2 separate regions of the Homo sapiens genome follow, and region 2 is linked to region 1. Evidence: chromatin loops called from intact Hi-C (ENCODE). Cell type or tissue: PC-3. All regions are shown on one strand. Links, peaks and the distances in the headings refer to the core of each region. The heading gives the core; the rest is flanking DNA. Region 1 has its middle 16 kb from the start of SLC28A3-AS1. Region 2 overlaps KIF27 (kinesin family member 27).

Region 1 (10,537 bases), core at 1,328-9,327:
TTCCTTATTATCAAAAGAGGGATAATTATATCTCCTCCTATTCTGAAAAATATTGAGATAATAATATAAGAAAAGTAGCTAGTACTGTGCTTGTCATATAGTATATGTTCAGCAAATGTAGCTTTAACAAATTTTTGTTATCATTATCATGTTCTTTGTTGTAATCATTAAAGATGATGGTTTTGGGTGGATGAAGACAAAAGGAGGGTAATAAACACTAAAACAGGAAAGAAAGAAAGAATAATCAGAATACTAAAATCAAAACTACTTCCAAAACTAAGGTGTATCGATAGAAGGATAGAGGAATATACAACAACGATAAACAATAAGTGATAAATCAGGTAAAATGTTAATGATAGAATCTAAATTTACACAATAAAACTCCTTCGAATTTGCCGTATGTTTGAAATTTGTTATAGTAAAATATTAGGAAAAATTAAAGGCTACCATTGCTTACTCCCTCTAGTCCTAATTTCACCATAACCCCCAAAAACGCTCAAAGGTAAAGGATAATTGATTTTCCTTTAATCTTGATATTTCATATAGAGTGGAGAACTTGTCATTTGCCTCCTGGCCAATTTTTCAAGCTGTCTTTGTGAATGTGATTCACTCCCTTCCCCTAAGATTCATACTTTCTATTTCCTGCTGGTCAAACTGACAGCTCCAATTTACACACACCTGCCATGAATATACTAATGTCCCAGAATCTCCCCTCCCTTCCTGTTTCTCTCAAGCCACCAACTCCCAGAGTCCAAACAGCTTCGTACCAGGAAACCGTAGAGTGGAAGTTGGGGTTTAGAATTGAAAGCCCTGTTTCCAAGACATTTGGAAAGCGAAAGTCAACTGCAGTTTTCTCCTGTTGCTATGACACAGGTGAACGTAGAGTCGCTAGCCTGGAAACTGACAGACAGGGATCAGGATGCACTGGTTGCCATGGAGAGAAGAAAACTAAGGATGTTTTCTCCATGCCCATTGGTGCCTGGCATATCAGGTGACCAGAGCTGCCAGAGAGTGCTAAGAGCCCCTCATCAAATCATTAACCTGTAAGTTCACATTCAGTTGTGTGCAATGGGTCTGTGGGCCCAGCTTCATAAGAGATTGTGCGGGGAGAACAGAAATGCCGGACATTTCAGCATCCTAGACAAATAAAGTATCTAAACCAAACCCTGTATTTTTTAATGACTTGTTCATATTCTTTTTCAAAGGAAGGTTTAATTTACTCCATTTTGAAATGTTGTTCAACTTTGGGCAATCAGCATCCGCTAGTTCAATATTTGTCAAAACGCTGTTCCCAAGCCATCTGTTAAATCAGAAGAATATCTGGGGTGTGGAGCCCAGGCATCTGCAGTTTTAACTACATCCCTAGGCAAACTGATGTTTGACAAGTACTGCTCTAGTCTAGCTATCTAACTTTAAAATCTCAGAGCAAAACAACTCTAGCCAGTAGCATCCAAACTTTTCACTGCCCCATATCCTTTTTGTCATGTCCCTCCATCTCCAAGGCACCTTAAGAGTCCCATTCTTTGAGAGGTGTTTGTCTGCCAAACAAAATGTGTGTATTGGAGAAATCGGCCGGGCACGGTGGCTCAAGCCTGTAATCCCAGCACTTTGGGAGGCTGGGGCAGGCGGATCACCTGAGGTTGGGAGTTCGAGACCAACCTGACCAACGTGGAGAAACTCCATCTCTACTAAAAATACAAAATTAGCCGGGTGTGGTGGCGCATGCCTGTAATCCCAGGTACTTGGGAGGCTGAGGCAGGAGAATCGCTTGAACCCAGGAGGCAAAGATTGCAGTGAGCCGAGATAGCACCATTGCACTCCAGCCTGGGCAACAAGAGGGAAACTCCATCTCAAAAAAAAAAAGAAAAAAGAAATCATTTTCCCCCTTTTTAAGTCAAAGACTTACATGACTGCCAGCCTGATTAGATGAGAGAGGCAGTGTTAAAATATTATATTGACAAAAATGTACTTCAAACCAAGGAAAGTTTATCTTCACCTGCAGATTCAGCTCAGGTGGATGTATATTGCTCATTAGAGTTTCAGAGCTAAAGAAAGTAGCTCAAGCTCACTGGCACTTTCAGAGATAAAGAAAGTAGCTCAAGCTCACCGCTAGTGTCTTTTTGGAGAGCAAGTGATCTGGGCATCTCAAATTGTGATCTACAGAAACTGTTAAATAATTCCATTGCATCAGAGAGCCTGTTCTGAGATTCTGCAGACTCACGTTAAACAGAAGGAGTAACAGGATCCATCCTCCTCCTAAGGAATTTAAACTTATTTATTCATTCATTTACTTATAACCACCCTTTCCCCAGTGTGGACAGAACTTAAAGTGATTTGCAAAGACCCATAAAATAATCTGAATTACAAATTGATGTAGCACAGCCTGCTACTTGTCTCCTAATAGCCCATCTCCATTTCCTCTGCAGTATTGAGACTGCTCATTTTCAGCCAAAATACATGGTTGCCCACCTTTCCCAGCTGTTCTCATAGCTAGGTGTACTCAGGTGACTAAGGTCTGGTCAATGGGATGTAAATGTCAGTTGCATGCGCAACTTCTAGAGAGCATCCCTTAAAAGAAGGTTTAATTGTGTCCCTCTTCTCTCCCATTCTCCTTCCTGCTGGCTGGATGTTGGACATGATAGCTGGAGCCACAGCAGCCCATCTTGTACCATGAGTTGAAAGCTGGGTGTTGAGGACGGCAGTGCAACACATAAGAGGTCTGGGTTCCTAATAATTCTGGAGCTGCCATTCTAAACTTGGACCACCTACTCAGAGAGAAAAAGAAGCTTCTCTCTTATTTAAGCTACTGGTATTTTGTGTTTTCCATTCCCCACAGCCAAGCTTAATCCTCACTACTAATGCAAGTGAGACAAAAAAAGAAAATGGCAACATATAATAGAGTAAGAAATAAACAACACAAAAATATATACCATAAAAACCATATATATTTGCTATTAATGAGTCGCAAATTTAGATTCAAGCCTTCTAGTGGTTGACGTGGCTTAAAACTTTTAAGAACACAGCTCTTGGGATCATATGCTTATTTTTTAAATTTCTCAAAAGAAATACTACTATTCCTGATGTTAAAAACAAACAAATTTATTCTGAATTTTTATAAAGAGGGCATCTATCATTTAATGTAATTAACAACAACTGAAACTACTTCCTTATAGTAGAAACAACGTGTTTCGTGATGTTCTTCAGTATAGGTCAGGAGAATCAAAGTGAAGATGATTTGAAATCGCCCCGTGTAGCTGTTCATGTGCTACACTAAATTGAATTCTTTCTTTCTTCATCCCTTGCAAACACTAGCTAGGCAGTGACTTACACAGGTAACTGGTGGGAGGATAAGAAAGTGGCTTAAGAAGCCAAATTGTTATAGAATCAACCCACATCAGTGTTGTCTACCACCAGCTCCAGTACCAGCATCACCAACGAGAAAAGGATAGAATAGCCATGTCCTCCCTTCCACAAAGGGTACCCCATTCAACTTTTCCATTTTTGGCTTATTTTCTCCTTTAATACATTCAATGTTACTTACATTTAAATTTTCTAGGTTATTTTAAACGTATTAAAAGCCATGTAGGCTAGGCACGGTGGCTCATGCCTGTAATCCCAGCACTTTGGGAGGCCGAGGCGGGCAAATCACCTGAGGTTGGGAGTTCGAGACCAGCCTGGCCAACATAGTGAAAACTCTTCTCTACCAAAAATACAATAATTAGCTGGGCATGGTGGCGGGCGCCTGTAATCCCAGCTACTCAGGAGGCTGAGGCAGGAGAATCACTTGAACCCAGAAGGTGGAGGTTGGAATGAGCTGAGATCCTGCCACTGCACTCCAGTCTAGGCAAGAGAGTGAGACTCTGTCTCAAAAAAATAAATAAATAAAAATAAAAGCATGTGTCTTTGCACGCACATGCATGTAGGAGGAGGAGAAACTCAATGTGTGATATTTTACTTCTACTGTCTGCATATTTCTAAATATAAAATACAGGTAGATATGAACAAAACTCAGATACATAAGGCATAGGAAACAAAAAATATAAATATTTAACTTAGGATTCATGCACCTCAACTGTGAATACAAAGTGGCAAGCATCAGCAATTTATGTCTCATAAAGGAAACCAGAATGGATCCCAACCCAGAGGCAGTGACAGGCATCCCTGAAGCCACGGGATACATTTTCAGCAAATTTAAGCACTTAAGTGAGATGCTTGCTGATATAGATCCTCATATTTGCTCCATCGATTCTAGGGCATTTCAAGGAGGATCCTGCCACAAAGATTCGCTGGTCAAACCTGGTTCTCTTCCTTGCCTTAACCTGTTAAAGGGATGACGTATGAACATACTGTGTGGGGAATGAGTGGTGAATTTGCACCACCTATGGCAGACAATTACACACTTTGCATCCAACATGGTTCCTTTATAACTTATGACTAGGTTTTGCTAATATATTCTTTCCTATAACCCAACACTGGCTTTGAGAAAAAGAAGTCTACGCTAATTTTTGTTTGTTTGTTTTACCTTAAGCATTACCTATTTTCATGATGCAAATACTGTACCTACATCGGTGAAGTAGAGGGGTGCGTGGATATCTTCAGGATAGCCAGTCATTCCGAATAATTCTAGTCCCACCCGAACAGAACACAAAATGAAGTCCTCTTTATCCCCCAGTAAGAATGGCTGAGCATCTTTTCTCATCTTTAATCTAAATTAACTGCTCAATTCACCTGGGCAGCCACAGGCGAAAATCTCAGAAGTTTATCACACTGGTTTAGTTATTATCTCCCTAACTACTAAAAGCCACTTTTAATTTACATACTGAATGCACACACAAGTTATTTTTCCTACAAATGGAATCTCTAATTAGGATCAGCTTCATTCGAAACTGGGCAGCAAATGGGAAAATGAGAGGATTAGAGAACATCATTAATAGCAACTGCAAATAACCTTTTAATCAATTTTGAATATTTCCCTCTGAGGACTCACTCTTCCACTTATGAAACAGAAAATTTTGGCCTGCCATTAACAATAATCTCGACAGCATGCATAACAATAGTAATAATGGGCATTTTAAAAGTCAACCAACATGTGGATAGATATTTTTCATTATGAAATGCTTTCATTTGCATTTTTATCTCCTTTGATCTTACACCTGCCGTGTGTGTGTAGTAAGGTGTTTTTACTTCATTTCACAGACACAGGGCAAAGGGGTTAAGAGTGTGTCAGGTTACTTAGGTTTGGGTCTCAGTTCTACTGTTTATCACCTGTGTGGCCTTGGACAAGTTACTCAGTGTCTCGGAACCTCAGTAAACTTACAAAATGAAGACAAAAATGTCTACCACAGACAGACGGTGTGAAATGCGATCACACTAGTAAAATGCTCCATTAGTGGAGGATGGGTTCAGTGCTCTTCCCAGGGATGAGTAGTTTAATCTGCAGAACCAGGAAGAACCTGGGATCCAGATCTGGGGCTTGCCTGAAGCAAGAATCAATTTCAGAGCAGAATCAAGATTGACATTTCCAACACTTAACCTTTTTCCATTTCTGCTGTCCTATCAGCTACGCGAGCGCTCTTAAAGAATAAAAGGAATATGGAAACTCCTTTGGGACAGGGGTGCAACACAAATATTTTATGATCAATAGAAGAATCTATAAATAATGAATAGAACCCATAGAATCGTGCTGTCAATCCAGAAGCCTGGAAATGATTGTCACAGATTGCTTTTGCAGCTTGGGCACAGCGGAAAGCAGCCTGGCCACTTAGGGGACGAGGCCTAATGCTGAAGTCCAGAGCTGGCCACAAGGTGGCAGGATGTCACCAGCGAGCATGCTCAAGCCCAAACTTCCTGGAGCAATCTCCTTGTTCCCGCCCAGGCTAGGGCACTGATTGACGCCTGAAGCTCAAGATGACAACTTGAAATATTCCAATCAATATCAGCCCGAAATCTAATGCCAAAAATTCCGTAAATGCCATTCTTCTGCCTAATTGCTCAGCTCTTAGACAAGACAGTAAAACAGGCACGTCATCCTCCATGTACAAAAAGAAACTTCAAGGTGACCGTGAACTTATTCCAATATAAATGACTAACTCTTTTTGCATGAATTCCAATTTTCAAATGTACTAAAAAAAGTGAGAAGCTTTGGGTGTCAGAAGCAATCCTCCAGAATTCCTGGAGCTCTCCTATTATAATGTTTTCCTACAAAGATGAATATATCTAGCCAGGCACAGTGGTTCATGCCTATAATCTCAGCACTTTGGGAGGCCAAGACAGGAGGATCACTTGAGCCCAGGAGTTTGAGACCAGCCTGGGCAACACAGTGAGACCTCGTCTCTACAAAAAATAAAAAAAATAGCTGGGCATGGTGGCATGTGCCTATAGTCCTAGTGACTCCGGAGGCTGGTGCAGGAAGATCACTTGAGCCTAGGAGGTTTAGGCTGCAGTGAGCCATGATCTCACCACTGCTCTCCAGCCTGGGTGACACAGTAAGACCCTGTCTTTAAAAAAAAAAAAAAAGACTATATGTTCAAAAAATACTCAAATCTAAATTATTTCTATACAACTCAAATGCCACCAACCATTTTTAAAACCTGAATTTTCCTACCAACCTATTTCTGAGCTACCTTCTCTCTTTTCCTCTCCATAAAAGTGAATGTCTAAAGGATGATACAATAATTTAAATAACAGCCTAACTTTATACAAGGTTTTATATAGACTTGTATTATTTTAGAATCAGACAATAACTGGGAGATTATCTATTTCAATCTTTCATTTTCTTAAGAAAGAAACTGGTGTTGCCAGAGGTTAATAAATTTGCCAAATATGACACAGCAAGTTAGGTCAGAACTGAGACCCAAACTTTGGTCATCTCTCAAGATAGTTTGGACTAACTATGACCATTTATTTAACTGTGCCTGGAAAGTCATGACTTTCCTTTAGCCTGTAGAACAGCAAGCCAATAACAAGGAAGAAAATATCAGTTCAGTATTTTGCTCCATAATTCCAGCAGTTCAACTTGGCTTTGTACTAGAAACAATGATTAGGACAAACACTATCTGAGGAGCATCAAGATGAATACAATAGTAAAGCCCTAAAAATCAAATAAAATCCCTAACAGGTCACAGCCATTCAAACGGGATAGAAGATTGAGGAAAATTCAAGCAGAAGGAAGAAGATGCCTCTCCAGGGATGCTGGAGACCCTGAGCCCTCTCTCACAAGATGTGACTATAAAGTAATGCGACTGATTTTAAAAGAAACACAACCAGAGCTTACACATCTAAGTGAGCCCTGTGTTGCTTGGGGAGCTGCGTTTTTGTGGCAAGGATGCTGCCGCAGCTCAGATATTAACTCTTGTTTGGGAATTGTCTTCAGTGTCTTCTTTAGCACGTTCTTCTAAATGTTGATCACACACACAAATCTTGGTCATGCGAGAGTGGAGTTTTTTCTAGAAAACTTACAGTGTCAACTCTTGGAAAAAGGTGGCGGGTCAAGGTAGATCATCATATTTTGGGATAAATCTGAGTTGCATGTATTAAATAGTAACTGGGTTCATTTTCCCTTGTGGCTTAAACATTGGACGGTGTGCTTCATCTAGAGAAAAAGATTCACCCACATGGAGTCAGTCAAGGAAAAACCTTAAGGAGCATGAACAAATCTTTGTGTTACTGACTTCAAAGAAAGGCCTCTTAATTCTAGTTCTTAATAATTTTATGTCTGTTGATAAGCTACTCTTCTGTCTCTCAACCCACATCTAAGCTCTTCTAAAGGAAAGGTCAATTATTAGATCAAATCATATGAAATTACTGCTATTTGACCATATTTAATGTACAAAAATCATGTCTTTCAAGGTAATCCATTTAACAGCTTTATATCTTAATAGAGGCCAGGTGCGGTGGCTCATGCCTGTAATCCCAGCACTTTGGGAGGCCAAGGCAAGTGGATCACAAGGTCAGGAGTTCGAGACCAGCCTGGCCACCATGGTGAAACCCCATCTCTACTAACAATACAAAAAATTAGCCAGGCATGGTGGCAGGCGCCTGTAATCCCAGCTACTCGGGAGGCTGAGGCAGGAGAATCGCTTGAATCTGGGAGGCGGAGGTTGCAGTGAGCCAAGATCACCCCACTGCACTCCAACCTGGGCAACAAGAGTGAAACTGTCTCAAAAAAAAAAAAAAAAAAAAAAAAAACTTAGTAGAGTGGTAAAAAGCAGTTCAAACGTGTTATCTAACATCACCCTGCTGCTGAGATGGACAATACTGAACATCGATATTGAGATCCTAGAGCATGTGATGTTAAACAGCCTCACAAGAGCCAAACGTCAGTTTTCTCTCTTAATAGTCCTATTTTTTATGCATTTAGGTTTTTCTCACCATCTAATTTAAACTGCACATCTTGAGGGTATAAAATATTCTGCCAAACACACCCACAAACAGCCTTTCACAATCAGGGCTATTCTGTAAAAACCATCCGTCTTACCCCAAGCAATGATGATAATGTGATTACCTACATATTGGAAAGCAGGTCTGCCAATTTGGTCCCTCTAGGTCCTGGGTCTCAGCCAGACAGGCCAGCTGATCTGATTTGTGCCTAAGCGATTTCACTAAGGAACAGAGTGTACCCTCCGCCTTTTCACCTCCCTCCCGCAGGGCAGATGTGACCCGGCCGATCACGGTTGAAGTTACTGTGCAGTGAGCCTTCTTTCCCCCTCTAGTTCTTCTCTTTGCTTTTCATTTCTTCGTTATCCTGCATTTATCATCAAAACGTGATCAGAGAAGCCCCTGGCCAGTTCTGCCCCTTCCCCCCTTGCTACACACCAGGGTGGACATTCATTTGAATATTCAGATTCATCCTCCAGTGTCTCTAATCTGCCTGGGAGAAAGGACTCATTGGTTAGAGCATAGAAATTTCTGGTTATTATTTCAGCATACAAATGTCATTTTATGTTTGGGTGGGTCTGCAAAAACTGTGTGACGTTTATTTGCCTCTTACATGATATTCTTCTCAGTGAAGAAAATACATCACTGATAAAATCTGGCCCCATGGGGTTTACCCGGTCATCAGCAGAGCTATCAAGACCCCGCGTAGAAGAGGCCTGCTCCGTGCTTCCCACCCAGGACTCAGCATCGGCCTGAGCAGAAAACCTGCACCGCCCTCCCAATCCCCTCCCCTACTCTTTTTCAGCAATCACTATCAGTGGGAAGTCACTCTGCACATTCAATTACATTGTGACAAATCTTAAATTGTTCACCTGCGCCTCAAAATGAAAAAAAGTGGGGCTACAACGCTATGGAATTATGGTCTCTGCTGGGGTCTTCCTAGTAAGTCCTAGGCCTGGCAGGAGGTGTTCACACGTCTTTTGTTAGCAGCTGGGCTGACCTCGCCTCAAGGCTCTTTTTCATTATTGCTGCCTGGAAAGGTATTTCCTGTTTTTTGGGTTTTTTTCTTTTAAAAAATATTTTTTTAATGAATCTTTCGTGATCACGAAAGCAATCTCTTTTCAATATCAGAAAATTAGAAAATGTTAACTGGGCCCAGTGGCTCATGCTTACAATCCCAGCACTTTGGGAGGTGAAGGGGGGAGAATCACTTAAGCCCAGGAGTTTGAGATCAGCCTGGGCAATATAGTGAGATCCCATCTCTACAAAAAATTTAAAAATTAGCCAAACATGGTGGCACACATCTGTAGTCCCAGCTACTCAGGAGGATTGCTTGAGCCCGGGAAGTTGAGGCTACAGTAAGACATGATTGCACCACTGCACTCCAGCCTAGGCGACAGAGCGAGACTCTGTCTCAAAAAACAAAGAAAAAATTAGAAAGTGTTGATGAGAAAAAAAGGAAAATCAAACCATCATATTCTTATTCCCCCAAGATTACCACAGTTAACCCCAATGTGCAAATCCTCCCACACTTTCTCTCTGTACATATATATGTATTTTATATATACATATACAGGTATACTCTTATAAGTATATATATATATACATATATAAAATCAGTCATCTTTCCATGTCAATCAATTTTCTTCTTATTTAATGCCTTTCCAATTTTCTCCATTGTCCCCAAAACATCTGTTATTTTAGGAGTTTAGCTAAACCACATCCAATCCAGGACCACACGCTGTATCTGGTTGTAATGTTTTTAAAATCTCTTTAAATCTAGAACACTCGTCTCTTACTGCTCATCACTGATTGAAGAGTCTAGGCCAGTTGTCTAGTTAAAGACCCAGCCTCTGGAATTATTTGCCTTGTTGCTTCCTTAGATGTTCAGTTTTTTTGGGGGTGGGGGGTGTTGTTTGTTTTGTTTTGTTTTGAGACAAGTTTTCTGTTTGGTTTGTTTTGTTTCTTGCTCTGTCACCCAGGCTGGAGTGCAGTGGTGCAGTCTCGGCTCACTGCAACCTCCACCTCCCAAACTCAAATGATCTTCCCACCCCAGCCTCCTAAGTAGCTGGGACCACAGGCTGGAGCTACCACACCCAGGTCCTCAGTTATTAAGCTTGTTCTTCCATCTCTATATTCCCTGTGAACTGGAAATCAGATC
Region 2 (10,537 bases), core at 1-8,000, 420 kb after region 1:
AAGCCTTCTGATTATCACAAAAAAAGATGTATGGTAGGTAAGAGTAAAAGTTTGTATTTTTAAGATAAATCAGGTATTTTTATATATCATGAACCCTGGAAATTAAAAAATGTAATAGAACCTATTTTTGAGACAAAGATGTTTCCTTGTATAATCATATGTAGATATGTAGATTTAGTGCATTCCTAAATGAAATAACATGACAAAATATACTTTGCAAAAATAAAAAATACTATGAAGGTAATATATTCCTATGATTAAAATATACCCTCTTTAAGATAGCTGAATAGAGAGGAATCAATATTTCTAAAATAATAAAGTCTACATTTTATAAAAGAATTAGCTGATAATTTCTAATAATTCTAATAACTTCGATAATTTAAGTATGGTTTATGAAAAGTTGACTTTAAAATCTTTTAGGCACACATGTATTTTTTACCTGGAAAGAAAACTACTTAAAGATGGGCACACAAGATGTAAGAAGACCAGTGAAAAATAATATGGAGGAGCAATGAAGTGATATATGCTGAAAATGTAATAGAAGTAGAATTGGCTAGGTGCGGTGGCTCATGCCTGTAATCCCAGCACTTTGGGAGGCCAAGGCGGGTGGATCACCGGAGGTTAGGAGTTCGAGACCAACCTGACCAACATGGTGAAACCCCGTCTCTATTAAAAAATACAAAATTAGCCAGGTGTGATGGTGCATGCCTGTAATCCCAGCTACTCAGGAGGCTGAGGCAGGAGAATCGCTTGAACCCGGGAGGCGGAGGTTGCAGTGAGCTGAGATCACGACATTGCACCCCGACCTGGGCAACAAGAGCGAAACTCTGTCTCAAAAAAAAAAAAATGCTAACTTATATTTGTGACATTTATCATGTATAGACATTTTCAAGAATAATTCCCTTTAGCCCTCAAACTCAGGATAGGCTGGGGTCTGCTAACTCCATTTTCAGATGAGGCAACTGACGCTTAGAGAAGGCAAGTGACTTAAGGACAGAACAGTAACTATAACACAGTCTAATGTCCCTCATCTTCTGACTGCTGGTTCAGTATTCCAAGATAAAAGTTGCCTGAGGATAAAGACGTGATACAAACATACGAATCCTGCCAAAGAGATTACACTTTCTGATTCTCAGTATAGTAATACAGAGGTGTTTACTGATGTAACTCATTTACTTGAAATACTGTCTGCTATATATAGCTAAAACTTTAACTTGAAACATTACTTGCCAAAAATTAAAAAGTAAACAAGTATCAAGTAAGAAACAAAATAGTCAACATAAGACCACTTTAGCTTTGAAAAAAAGTCTACTGTCAAATTTGAGGTATCTGATATTAGACATCTAGTTTGTAAATGGCCCATGTTTATGCCACCGAGTCTACTAGACATTTCTTTAAAATGACAATGTAGTATGGTGGTATACAGGTTTAAGAAATCTGGATCTTCATCCTGCTCTTTAACCAAACAAACAGACAAATCTAAAACATAGTTAATCTTGGAGAGGTGTAAAATGAGAACAACACTGTTCTGACCAGTTTACCCAAGGAGTCTAGTCTTGATAATAACGTTGGAGATACTATTTCAGCTAATTTGCTATTCTACCTAGAAACATTTAAAATGCTTCTATTTTTGGCTATAAAAATAATGTATAGTCATTATAGAAAAATCTGAAAATGAAGAAAACAAATCAGTTATAATCCTACCCACATTTGAGCATAATTCTTTTCATATTTTGCCCATGCTTTAAAATATACAGTTGCAATTATATTGGGGATATAGTTTACACTATATCCTGTCTCATAATGCTACTCTAATATAATGACATGAAACAAGGTTTGTTTGAATTATAAAATATAGCAATTTATATCAAACTCTGAGTTTCATAAAATGTTTTACATGCTTAATAATCAGTATCCTAGTTAATAACTATCTTGGTATTTGCTGCAGTGTTTTTTCTGTTTGTTTGTTTTTTGTTTTTGAATGGAGTTTCACTCTTGTTACCCAGGCTGGAGTGCAGTGGTGCTATCTCAGCTCACTGCAGCCTCCACCTCCCAGGTTCAAACGATTCTCCTACCTCAGCCTACTCAGTAGCTGGGATTACAGGCGCCACCATCAGGCCCGGCTAATTTTTTGTATTTTTAGTAGAGACCATGTCGGCCAGGCTGGTCTCAAACTCCTGACCTCAGGTGATCCACCAGCCTTGGCCTCCCAAAGTGCTGGAATTACAGGCGTGAGCCACCGTGCCCGGTGGTTCAGTGGGTTTTGATAGAAGACTGCCTACAAGAATTATATTTTCTTTGAATATTTTTGGCATTTTCAAATTGCAGAAAAATTCATCTTTTGACTAAAATATCTTGGTCACTTGATGGTCCTCCCTCTGTTACAGTGTATATGTTTTCTAACATGAGGATAAAATCAGTTTTATATGAACCTACATTCTCTCTACTTGTATTTAAACCTATCCTTGTATCAATTTAAATCACTATAAAACTATATGTAAGGATAATAGAGTCAAAAGATCTGGGTTGGAATCCTTACTTCTTTTACTAGTTGTTTGACCTTGGGCAAATTAATCTTTCCCTAGTCGGTTCCCTCAATTATAAAATTCTGGAAGAGGGAAACTTTCTTGTGAAGAATCCAAGTGGGCTTTGGAGTGAGCCTCAACAATGAGACTCTTTCCTTAAGATCTTTTGAAAATAAGATGCCTTACTCCTTCCCCCAGATACTGTCACCTGGGGAGCAGGATTTTTTTTTTAGAGTTGGGGTCTTGCTGTGTTGCCCAGGCTGGAGCTACCGGTAGTGGTACATTCATGGCTCACTGTAGCCTCAAACTCCTGTGCTTGAGCAATCCTCCCACCTCAGCCTCTCAAGTAGCTGGGGCTACAGGCATAAACCACCGCACCCAGCTAGGGAGCAGGATTTTTTAAAGCTTCCCAGTGACTCTGATGTACTGCAGAGTTTGGGAGCCACTGTCTGTGGTCAACTTAGTATGAGTTCCATGTACGAGGATCTAGATCATTTGCTAGTTCAGGTTATTTGATTTTGAGAGATTTTTAAAAACTAGAGAGTCAGTTATGTTTTAAACCAGGGGTTACAAACTAGAATGCCTACCTGAACCAGAGTGAGCAGTGGGGACTGCAGCAGTCATCTAAATGGTCAGTGGCAACGGTGTTCCAGCTGCTATTGCAATTCAGAAACTGTTAACTCTTATAGTTTTTCTAGAAAAGCTGTAAATCTATATTTTTATATGAAACTTTTCAAATTTTAAATCTTGGGTCAAGTATTACTAACATTATAGGCCAAGCAAAACATGTCTATGGGCCAGATTTGGCTTGAGAGCTGCCAATGTGCAACCTGTGTTTTAAAACTTTGTCTTGGCAGGACTGGGCCAGGTGCGGTGGCTCATGCCTGTAATCCCAGCACTTTGGGAGGCCAAGGCAGGCGGATCACCTGAGGTCAGGAGATCGAGACCATCCTGGCTAACACGGTGAAACCCCATCTCTACTAAAAATACAAAAAATTCGCCGGGCGTGGTGGCGGGTGCCTGTAGTCCCAGCTACTAGGGAGGCTGAGGCAGGAGAATGGCGTGAACCCAGGAAGCGGAGCTTGCAGTGAGCCGAGATCACGCCACTGCACTCCAACCTGGGCGACAGAGCGAGACTCCGTCTCAAAAAAAAAACAACAAAAAACTTTGTCTTTGCAGGACTGAAAGTGTACTAAGCATGCATCAATATATTGAAGTTGGCATTTTTCATCATATTAGGTCTAGTACTTGTATGCATTTCCCTTAAGCAAGTTTTTGTCTTTGCTATTAGATATTCTTTGATTTAAGAACCTCTAGCTTTGATCTCTTCACTCTAATTCCAGTGGGGTGTCCCCACCAAGGGCATATTCTCTCATCTCCATTTCGATGACAGAAATTGTGGCGCACACCCCAGAGTACATTCAGACAGGAGAACCCCGCTATCATGCTGGGAGTGCCAACCAAGGCCAGATTCCCACACATATAATGCCAAGTCCTAGAGTTTTCCCTCGAGATATGGGGCAGAGCCAATATTATCCAGTGCTGGCATCACTTGGCCATGATTTAGAATTCACTAGTAGCAAGAACAGCAGAGAAGGCAGGCATGGAAAGGCACCAGAGGTGCCCAAAGCACTCTTATGTTTCCAGGGAGTACCAAACCCCCAAAAGACTATTTCTCAATTTGTTCCATGAATTAAAGTTGTGAGTTATTCACATGCAAGATGCCTGTAAGTGAAATAAAAATATTCATATTCACACATCTGTTCATCTAAAATAAGTCATTTAACAAAAAAGTTGAAAAACATTATGCATATTGGGTGATAATAATGTATTTATGTTAAGATGTTTTGATTAAAATACCTAATTTTGAGGAAATAGTATCTAATTTTTTGGTTTGGGGATTATTTTTAGATCAAGAGGCTGGAGATGGAGTCCTGAAGCCAGAAGGAGGAGGCATGCTTTCAGAAGAATTAAAATGGGCATCCAGACCTGAAAGTATGAAATTAAGTGGAAGAGAAAGAGAAATGGACAGTTCAGCAAGCAGCTTAAGAACACAGCCAAATCCTCAAAAGCTCTGGGAAGATATCCCAGAATTACCTCCAATTCATAGTTCTTTAGCACCCCCCAGTGGGCATATGTTAGGTAATGAGAATAAAACAGAAACAGATGATAATCAGTTTACAAAATCTCACAGTCGACTGTCATCCCAAATTCAGGTTGTGGGAAATGTGGGACGACTTCATGGTGTCACACCTGTAAAACTGTGTCGAAAAGAATTACGTCAAATTTCCGCCTTGGAACTATCATTGCGACGTTCCAGTCTTGGAGTTGGCATTGGATCAATGGCTGCTGATTCCATCGAAGTATCTAGGAAACCAAGGGACTTAAAAACTTAGACATTGAATAATAGAACTTTTAGTAGATATGTAAAAAGATTCCTTTTTCTAACCTGTTAAAAACTAAAGCTCAAGTTCACTACCTCTTTCCTCAGAATAAAGGAAGAAGGGGAGGAAGGAATCCCTAATTCTTTTATATGCTATAGATGTGTACATCTTCTATATATATTTGGGGAGTTTTAGTTTATATTCCCATAGTAATCAAACATGTTTTCCAATACTTGATAACATTTAAATATTTATAAATACGCTTAAATGTTTTTCCAGGCATATTTGAAGATTAAAACTAGTAATAGACTAAAATATCTATCAAGTATGTATTATTATATAATATAAATGTACATCATAAAAGTATGTTACAATATAACTATATTATTGTTATTCTCAAATACAAGTATATTTTTTTTTTAAAAGATCCAGCTAAATCTTGCTTTTGTCAGAGGGAGTCACCTGCTGCATATGTGGGCTAAGACAACCTCTCAGCTTTATGGATTGAGGCTCATTTACAGTCCTCAGAACTCACAGAAACGGTCAGTCCTGACTTTTTAAACATGCTCACTGTTCTGTTTCTGGAATTTTTTTGGATTTTTAAAAATTTATAATGCTATCTTTTATGTTTGCTAATATTATGCAATATAAGTTTTCATGTCTTTCCTGCTCTATACACTCAATATATCTCTCATTATGTTACTAAAACTGGGAGAAATGAATGCTGTTCCATGGAACACGGAAATTATAGAATAAAACTAAAGCATTCTAACATTTCAAGAGAAAGAACACTGGTTATGACATCTCTGGTCACATGGAGTATGTCTGTAAAGCTTGAAGTCTTGCCAAAGCATCTTTAATGATTTGATGGGCTTAAGTCTGATATTTTTTTCTATAACCTCCTTAGTCAGGCTTTGCACACCGGCCAAACTACACTGGGGCTGTAAATATGTCAATGAAATTTTTACTAAAATCTCCAAGTTTTTCTGGTCAAAATTTTACTATATAATGTACAATTTAGTTTGGAATTAAGAACTAAACAGTTTGCACACCAAATGTAGTTTGTACTTTTTAACCATATTTTTCAGTTATAGGAAACATCCATTGTAATGACCTGAGGAATTATTTTGTTACTTATGTTGTTCTTTGTTACTTTTCCAAAACACTTGTAAACCGAAGTTGAGTTTCTTAAACTAATTAATGTTTTGTTGGGGGCTGTAGCAAAACCATCCTGACATGGATGCTTACTCAGAGTCACCCACTTCCTTGCTGAATCCATTTTTTTCTGATGTAGTGCTGCTACAGACCTTTTCCTTTTGTCCTTTCCTCTGTTGCTGTGGATTTGATCATCTCACATAGGACCCAAACTGTCACCCTGTGCTCAAAGACTTAAGGCTTCCTTTCTCTCATTGCTAGCCCCTAGGGAGTAGAGTTTCTTGGTCTCCTTGCTAAAAACCAGTTCCTTTAGGAAACAAACCAAAACAAAACAAACTTATAAAAAGGAAAATATCTCTTAAGCATGGTACTAAAATTTATTTAAATTAAATAGATTTCTGTGGACTTACCTGGGAATGAAACAATTTATAAATATTGGTCCAATGAGATACTATTTTCTAAATTTCAAAAAACTAATTTACAAACTTAACTGGGAAATTTTATTTTTACCAGGAACTGTTTGAAGTCAGATTCTGGTTTCCAGCTAGTCTTCCATTTTTATAAATTTATGTACATTTATATATAAATATAAATCATACAAACCAAAGGTAAAACATACACATTATAAATATGTATAAATGCACTGACCTTTTGCCATTATTATATATATTTCATATATATATATGTATATACACTTGTACATATACAAGTATATAAGGAAATGTGTTTGTATTTCCATAAGTAAAACAAGTATGTGTAAATTAATTATTTCTAACTAAGGCATAGCACATAATCTTACAAGGAACTTATAATTAGGATCTTTGTTAATAAATACATATTTATTTAAATATATTATTGCTGTGCTTTGTTGAAGGCACTGACCTTTTACCATTATATATACTTGTATATAAACACTTGTATATATATAGTATTATATATATACTTGTATATAGATATAGGTTATACATTTTACATTATTTCACTTTATATTATTTCATATCATATTTTATATCATGATATATCATTATATAGCTATAATGTATATATAGATACACTTGTATATATACATAGATATAGATATATATAATGGCCAAAGGTCAGTGCCCTTAGCAAGCACAGCAATATTTATAAATAAATATTTATTAATGAAGATCCTAATAATAAGTTCCTTATAAGATTAAGTAATGTGCTATGCGTTATTTAGGAATAATTCATTTAAGAATGTATTCTGATACTGGAATCCTACTTGCTCAAGAAATTAACACATACTTGTTTTACCTGTGGAAATACACATTTCCTCAAAGCCAACTCACTAATAAAGCAAGAAAATTTATATCAAAACAACAATGATTAGGTTTGACTATGCAATTGTGAGTTGATTTCTAAATAACAAAGGTATGGTGTTTTTCTTCCTTTTGGTTAAACATATATCCTTTATATATATGACATTTCATGCCACATATGCAAACACACATATAAATAACGTCGTGAATAATATATTCTGGAAATGAACCTCTGGTCATTCTAGTTTAGTCGGTGTTCTCACAAAGGAAAGAAAAAAATTAGACACCTACCCAAGGCAAGTAAAATTATTTTTTTACATATACTAATAATGATTTTACTTTTTCACATGCTTTTTCTAAACATTTTGTCACTTTATTGCCTTTTTGCATGTATATAAAATGTTTGTGGTTTTCTTTTTTTCGTTCATTATGTTCTTTTTTCCTCTTAACTGTAATAAAGCATTTGAAAGGAAAAATATTTGTAAAGTACTAGTTACTTTCCTAACTCTAGAGTGTTATAGCTAACAGAAATGGAAAATTCTTTATGTTGGGAACCACAGGTGGTGAGAACATTGATGAAGGTGCTTTTGTGCTTTAATGTTTGCTTTCTTTTTGTTAATGTATTTTTTTGTCGTTGCCTCAATTCTTCATATCTTCATGAACCCAGGGTCCAAGGAGTCAGCAAAAATATGATCTTCATTAATTGTGGACTAGATTGCCACTAGCCATTGCCTTGTTCAGTCTAGGCCAGTAAAGTGAGGAATGCTTATTTGAGACTAAATTCCTTATATAGAAAAAAATAAAAGTCTTATACTAAGTTTTGGAATGACTATCAGGGAGTGAAATCCTTAGTGGGAGTTCGGTTCTGTGGTCAAAACAAATTCTCATACATTAAATGCAAGTATGACATATTTTGATCTTTCACTTATTTCCTTAGGCACCTACTCGTGACTTTAAAGCACTGGGGTATCAGTATTTGAAAGTTCAGGTAGAAAGTTACTTATGTCCACAATTCCTCTCTCAACTTCACTGGACTTTTTAAAAAAATTCATTATGTATATTTTAAACATTTAAAGTTGTAACAGATTATAGGCTGCCTTGATTAACACTGGTAATATATTCTTCTACATTTATATTTTCAGAAATTGAAAATATAAAGGTGAGAATGAGATCCATTTGCAATAAGCATCTCAAAAGCATTGGGCATGTAGTACTTTTGAGCTTATGTTGGCAGAAGTACACCAAGGGTAGGGTACTGGGGAGCCTCTGCCCGATAAGGAGAAGTATTTTATCACTGTCATTGCTGCTGATAAAAGCAGGCTGAGTTTTCATAGGTTTTGTTGTTTTTAAATTATCTGTAAACAATGCACCCCTTATTGCCTACACCAAGGTTGACTGCTGTGATTCCTTCCATTCCTTGGAATGTACTGCATACAAAGAAAGCATCAAACACTGGAATAGTGTTTGATTTTTATAATGGCTTTCATGTTGACCCCAACATGACTCCAACATGGAGGTAATTAGAACAAAGGAAATTATGAAAAGAAATCCCAGAAAAAGTTGATATTATAATGATGGCTTTTGATATTTTGCATAGTTCTCATTTGTCTGTTTTTATATTTCCTTCTAGGAATTTCTGCAGTGAGTCAACAGAATTGGCACTATTTGAAATGCTAACAGTGTAATTTGAACCCAAATATATTGAATAAGACTTAGATATTATGTTCTACTGGTTAATTGTAACACACAGCTCTATTGAGTTATCTACAGTACTTTAAGAGAAAAATACAACAATCTCATAGTCTGTTATAATGAGCAAGATCCCTATATGCCCAAGGAACAAAACCATTCACAACAGAAAAGAATAGAAAATTAAATATTTTTTAAAAATGTATACTTAATGATTCTTGGAAATTTAAAACTATCTATTAATAATTATATAACTAAAGTAGAAAAGGAATTATTTTAAAACCTTATTTGTATACTGTATTATTGTGTTTTCAAGCTTACTACAGTACTTATATAAAGCAAGGTATAATTTTTCAAGTCCAATGTGGTAAATATTGTTAGAAGTTATGTGAGCGCATGCACACGTATGTTTATTGCGGCACTATTCACAATAGCAAAGACTTGGAACCAACCCAAATGTCCAACAATGATAGACTGGATTAAGAAAATGTGGCACATATACACCATGGAATACTATGCAGCCATAAAAAATGATGAGTTCATGTCCTTTGTAGGGACATGGATGAAGCTGGAAATCATCATTCTCAGTAAACTATCACAAGGACAAAAACCAAACACTGCATGTTCTCACTCATAGGTGGGAATTGAACAATGAGAACACATGGACACAGGAAGGGGAACATCACACTCGGGACTGTTGTGGGGTGGGGGGAGGGGGGAGGGATAGCATTAGGAGATACACCTAATGCTAAATGACGAGTTAATGGGTGCAGCACACCAGCATGGCACATGTATACATATGTAACTAACCTGCACATTGTGCACATGTACCCTAAAACTTAAAGTATAATAATAATAAAATAAAATTAAATTAAAAAAAAAGAAGTTATGTGATCGGCCAGGCACGGTGGCTCATGCCTGTAATCCCAGCACTTTGGGAGGCTGAGGCAGGTGGATCACGAGGTCAGGAGTTCAAGACCAGCCTGGCCATGATGAAACCCCATCTCTACTAAAAATACAAAATTAACCGAGTGTGGTGGCACACCTATAGTTCCAGCTACTCGGAAGGCTGAGGCAGGAGAATTGCTTGTACTCGTGAGGCAGAGGTTGCAGTGAGCCGAGATCGCGCCATTGCACTCCAGCCTGGGCAACAGAGGGAGACTCCGTCTCAAAAAAAAAAAAGTTACGTGGTCTGCCTTATTTTTAAACGAACCATTCCTTGGACCCCACGCCACACTTACCAACAACAAATCATAGGCATGTACTTACTTACCTTTCATTTCCCACAATGATCCAGGATTCCAATAGCTCTAAGACAGATGACTGGAGTGGGAGGGAGACGGGGGAAAGAGGTTTATTTGAAAGCATTCCATAGACAAGCAGAGGATTTTCAAAAAATATTTTGAGAGAATATATTTCTCTGGCATAAGGACTGAAACTTAAATTCAACCTTTGGCTATCTCTAAACACTAAAGAATACTCTTGGTTAGTACTGACTTTG

What was found. Hi-C counts contacts between places; a loop is a spot of excess contacts. Peaks named below come from ENCODE experiments on the same cell type or tissue, not always from the same donor. Only the 100,000 strongest peaks of a DNase experiment are listed, where the experiment ranks them.
Region 2: it touches region 1 in a loop (12-fold over the local background); 4 of 110 quality-filtered maps call a loop at or near these places.

Annotation. Positions count from the first base shown.
Region 1 is chr9:84,256,604-84,267,140 of GRCh38, reverse strand. No RefSeq gene overlaps it. Among named protein-coding and RNA genes, the nearest start is that of SLC28A3-AS1, 16 kb to the left of the region's middle. RefSeq lists a silencer at 5,869-5,928. In PC-3, for the core only: CTCF peaks have their summits at 5,600 and 5,809 (motif pointing right); a DNase peak (open chromatin) is centred at 5,860; H3K27me3 peaks cover 472 bases.
Region 2 is chr9:83,831,385-83,841,921 of GRCh38, reverse strand. It overlaps KIF27 (kinesin family member 27), which reads left to right. Exons shown (of 18, transcript NM_017576.4): 18 at 4,437-7,823. The coding sequence ends at 4,921. It overlaps LOC101927552 (a long non-coding RNA gene), which reads right to left. Exons shown (of 6, transcript XR_001746793.2): 4 at 10,310-10,359; 5 at 6,217-6,371; 6 at 4,339-4,892. Among named protein-coding and RNA genes, the nearest start is that of GKAP1, 19 kb to the right of the region's middle. In PC-3, for the core only: CTCF peaks have their summits at 4,490 (motif pointing right) and 4,699 (motif pointing left); no DNase peak of the experiment used is centred there.